2 separate regions of the Homo sapiens genome follow, and region 1 is linked to region 2. Evidence: read pairs that join two places in POLR2A ChIA-PET (ENCODE). Cell type or tissue: PC-9. All regions are shown on one strand.

Region 1 (2,500 bases), 1.6 Mb before region 2:
TTTGCCACACTGGAGAATACCGTTACAGTATTAGTTATTTACTATTTTTTCTTGACATTGACATTTAATTGACATTTTGATTGACACTTAAAAGTTTCATTCTAAATAATACCTACGATATTACTAGTTTGATATATCCATTTTTCTTAATATATACTAGAATACATATTTTTAAAAATAAAAAACATTTCCCCACATACCATCTAAATTTGCAAAGTCTGGCCTGATTTCTCTGATCTCTTCTAGGAATACTTTCAGAATTGGCTTATATTTGGCTAATATAATAAAAGCTATACTATAGGAAAATTGGCTTTTTCTTCTGCATAGTGGCTTAAATTTCACTGAAGAACTTCAGGAAACCTAAAAGGCTGTGCTCATAATTCTCTCTCACTGAAACAGCGCTGCATCTCCCACACTTTATACTTCTGGAAATAAAGTTATGTTTTTCTTTCTCCTTTTCTTACTTCCTGCCTCTCTGAATCCAATTATAAGTTGTTTTACCAGTAGTTCTTATGTAATTTAGGGCATTCTTTAAAATTAAAAATAATTTAGGGCATTCCTTTAAAGTTAAAAATCAAAAGCTCAACTCCTTATGGGATGGAAAGAAAAAAAATCAAAAGCATATTTTTTTCCAGTATACATTAAGTTGTTAAAATGCTATGAGAAGTGGTGCTTACCATGTGAAAAATGCTCAACCTAAATCATAATAAGGGAATTGGAAATCCTAACTACACTTGGTAGTTTGCTAACTCACTTTGTTGGTCGGTGTGCAGAAGCAGACACTCTCATGCTTTGCTAATGAGATTGTAAATTGGTACAGATTCTGTGGAGGGCAACTTGTCAATATCCATCAGAATTACAATATATGCCCCTTTGACTCATTCTTTCCAGGAATTATAGATTTATTTATTCTCCTGTTTAATGACATAGATACAAGGTTATTATGGCATTGTTTGTAATGGTAATACATTATGGAATATTCACCCAATGAAATACTAATCAGCTGTAGAAAAGAATGAAGAAGCTTTTCATGTGCAGTTATGGAAAGGTCTTTGAGATATAAGTGGAAAGAACAAAGTACACAGTAGTATGTCCAGCATGCTCCCCCCGACCTTTTTTTTTTTCTGAGACAGAGTCTCGCACTGTTGCCCAGGCTGGAGTGCAATGGCGTGATCTTAGCTCACTGCAACCTCCGCCTCCCGGGTTCAAGCGATTCTCCTGCATCAGCCTCTCAAGTAGCTGGGATTACAGGCACGCACCACCACGCCTAAGCATGCCCATTTTTTGTGTAAAAAAGTGAAAAAGTATACACACACACACACACACACACACTTTTTTTTATATGCATAAAACATCTTTGGAAGACTACACAAAACCAAATAACATTGATTGCTTTTGGAGGTAGGGACTGACATGGGAGGAAATTTTTCACTGTATACTTATATGCTTTTTGAATTTTGAATAATGTGGATAAATTATTCAGAAATAGTTAATAAAAATAGTCTTTAAAATATATAAATATATGTGTACATAGATAGACACACACACAAACTTGGCATGAGACTTCACTATGTCTATATCCTAAATAAGAGCCTTTCTATAGGTCTGTATTCTGTTTCTGCTCATCAGGAACTGACATTTTCTAGACCTTTTTCTCTCAGTGAATTTTTTTATAAAAGGTTATAAGTCTCCTTAGAGATTAATTTTGTTATTCTTTAAATCCACTACTGTCTTTCATTATTTTTGTGCTAGTTTCATTTCTGTCTAAAAATTTAACCTTTTTGAAGTCTTCATTACGATCCAAAGGACAGGATAAGCCAAAGGGGGATAGACATAGTAGATAAACTGATATTATTAATCAATGACAGAGAGAGGGCAGAATTTTTTTTTTTTTTTTTTTTTTGAAACGGAGTCTCGCTCTGTCGCCTTGACTGGAGTGCAGTGGTGTGATCTCGGCTCACTGCAACCTCCGCCTTCTGGGTTCAAGCGATTCTCCTGCCTCAGCCTCCCGAGTAGCTGGGATTACAGGCATGTGCCACCACGCCCGGCTAATTTTTGTATTTTTAGTAGAGATGGGGTTTCACCATGCTGGCCAGGTTGGTCTCGAACTCCTGACCTTGTGATCTGCCCGCCTCGGCCCTCCCGCCTCCGCCTCCCTTACAGGCATGAGCCACCGTGCCTGGCAGAGGGCAGAACTATTTTTGTTTCTATTTTATTCACTAAGGTATATTCAGATTGATATGGGTAAATAGGCAATATGGATTTCTGTTTTCAGTAATAGCAGACTAGGTAATTATCTCTCATCAGGGACAATTAGAAAATATGGGTGAAATATAAACATCTGCTGGAAGATACTGGAGAGATAGAAAGATCATGAAGAATTACCTAGCTGTGATCCATGTGAGAGCTATAGAGATCCAAGGACAAGAGTCTATTTTGGGGCTCTTTTGTCTCCTGAGGGTACATGCTGGATTCCTGAGTGGGGAAGCTGAGTGACAAG
Region 2 (2,500 bases):
CACACACACACACACACACACACACACACAGCTTGTTCCAGGCAACATGCTAAGCATATTTTATGTATATTAACCTACTTAGTCTTCAAGACAGGTAGATGGGGAAACTGAGGTTGAGAGATAAAATAACTTGCTCAAGAACAAATAATTATTATGTGTCAGCCCCTGGATTCAATTCCTGGTCTGCCTGATGAAAATTCTCCCAATCTTGTTGTTTTAATCACTGTGTTATCTCACTGCCTTGTACCACTGAGCCTTGCGACTTAGAATTTGGTCTCTGGACCAAGAGCACCTGCATTACTGGGAGCATATTAAAAATGCAGAATCTTGGCCCAGCCACAGCCCCAGCCCCAGCCCCAGCCCCAGCTGCACTGAACCAAAATTTGCATTTTCAAGATCCACGGGAAACTTACTTGCATTGCAGAGTTTGAGAAGCACTTGTTACCAGGAATGGTAGCTAAGGAAACGAGAGAACAGGTAAAAGGAACCATTCAATGCTTCCTCTCCTCCACAAAGCTCACGGGCAGGGGATTTTCCAAAAAACAGCAGAAATGCCTTTGATGGGGTGAAGACAAGTTACAAAACAACAAAGGGGAATGAGAAGGGAAAATAGTTTCATTAGCAACTTTAAGGTTTTACTATTTCTCAATGTTGTTCAGATGCTCAAACATTAAAAAGAGTAATCATTAAATATGCCAAGAATGCAAAAGTGGACAAAACAGCTTAGGACAAACTTCAGAAAATTCCAAGATTACTTGCTATGCTGCCCTGAGAAATAGTGGTAACAACGAAAAAACAAAAAAACAAGAAATTTAAGCCTAAAAACAGTCAACTTGTTCCACATGTCTCTGCCCCTGCCTCCCTCTAGCTGGCTGCTGCTAAGTGAGTAACTGCCTGTGGGAAATCTGGTCACAAGATCCTACCTCCACCTAAGCTTTGGGGCCTGCTTGGCAGATGTTTCACCCCTTGCTCTCCTCCTCCTCCCCCTGCTCCTGCTTTTCCTCTTCCTCTGCTCCCACTCTCCTGGAGCAGCTTATCCAGATGTTCCACTCCCATTCTCTGCCTCATGTCCATTGCCACGGTGACCTCAGTGCGTTTTTCCTTTAGTACCAAATCACTGTTTATTTTAGAGCCAATCTTCCGAATAAGGCAGGTGAGCAAATATCTGAATGTGTGGGGTAGGGACACATTGCATGCATACCATCTAGACAGGTGTTTAAATTATAGCAGGAATAAATCCAGGTGATGGATTGAAAAGGGGGTAGGAGAAACCCAGAGAAAGAGGCCAATTTCCGGTGGCTGGCCCGCCCAAGTGTTACTTCTTGTTACTGCTGTTTGTTAAAAGTCGTACTGCTGCCAGCACTATAATTAAAATATGATGGAGCTTCCCTGTTGATTCTTAGAAGATACCCACCATCCACCCAGATACATAACCTTTTGGTATGTGAAGAGGGTTTGAAGACAAGCCTAGCTATTTCAATGCTGCATGCTCTCAAAAATGCTGCAGTCCCGAATGCTTAAGAGAAGTCCACACCTCAAAGATAGTAAGTGCTGTATTGCCTATCACAGGTAAAGCCTTGAGGAAAGCGCTAACGCATGTGCAGATAAAAACGTGGCCCTTCCCTGCCCTCAAGCCATGTTGGAATTTATAATTACTAGGCCAGACAAGATTGTAAGACAAAAAGCAGTATTTAAGACCTCCAGAATGCAGTAAGTGCCATAAAAGAACAGCTAAAGAAATTAAAAAATGGCATCTGGGCTGGGCCTAAAATAATAGGTAGGAGGAAAGAAAAATCGTCAGACAAGCAGGGAGAACATCTGAGAAACAGAAAGTAGTCTAATTCAGCAAAAGCTTCGCGTCATAGAAGATAGGGACAGACAGATAAACAGCTTGGGGAGGCCCTTGAATGTCAGACTAATGATTCTGTCCTTGATCTAGTAGACAACAGTAAGCCTGCTCACAGGTTCTGACAGAACCATGCTATATGAGAACCTTGGTTGCAGACCCTTCTACTCCCAAACACACACACACACATACACACACACACACACACACACACACACACACTCTTTCTTTCATTCCCTCTCTTTCCCCACCCCCTCTATTTCTCCCTCCCACCCCCTACCTCCAGTTAGCAGCTAGTTTCACCAGTTGAGTAGAAAAGTGGTTAATGTCTCTGCAAGGCTATCAAGGAAATTAGGAGTCCCAAATCACCTCTTTTTGCCTGGGCCACAAGGGAGGGACTGCTTTAGAATTCAGGGAAATAAAATGATCAGTGACTAGAGTTGAGAGATGTGTTGCTCTTGCTGTGCCCTGAATAATTTTAGAGAGGATTTTTGCTTGATCTTAAATGGATGAAATAACAGCTTTGACATACAGATGTTGTGCCTTGTGCACACAATGTGTATATTTGTTTCTTCATGCCCCTGAAACTGCAAAGGCCTAAGAAACCATTTGCAATGGACTCAAACTAATCTCAGGTTCACTAAGGATGTCTGC

The links. Peaks named below come from ENCODE experiments on the same cell type or tissue, not always from the same donor. Only the 100,000 strongest peaks of a DNase experiment are listed, where the experiment ranks them.
Region 1: POLR2A ChIA-PET joins it to region 2 with 8 read pairs; 2 of 35 experiments call an interaction of 5 or more read pairs at or near these places.

The regions. Positions count from the first base shown.
Region 1 is chr14:77,369,575-77,372,074 of GRCh38, reverse strand. All of the region lies in intron 1 of TMED8 (transmembrane p24 trafficking protein family member 8), which reads left to right. Among named protein-coding and RNA genes, the nearest start is that of TMED8, 6.3 kb to the left of the region's middle. In PC-9, no CTCF peak of the experiment used is centred here; no DNase peak of the experiment used is centred here.
Region 2 is chr14:75,810,725-75,813,224 of GRCh38, reverse strand. The region is part of intron 27 of TTLL5 (tubulin tyrosine ligase like 5); the gene reads right to left. Among named protein-coding and RNA genes, the nearest start is that of TTLL5, 150 kb to the right of the region's middle. RefSeq lists an enhancer at 524-1,029. In PC-9, no CTCF peak of the experiment used is centred here; a DNase peak (open chromatin) is centred at 1,153.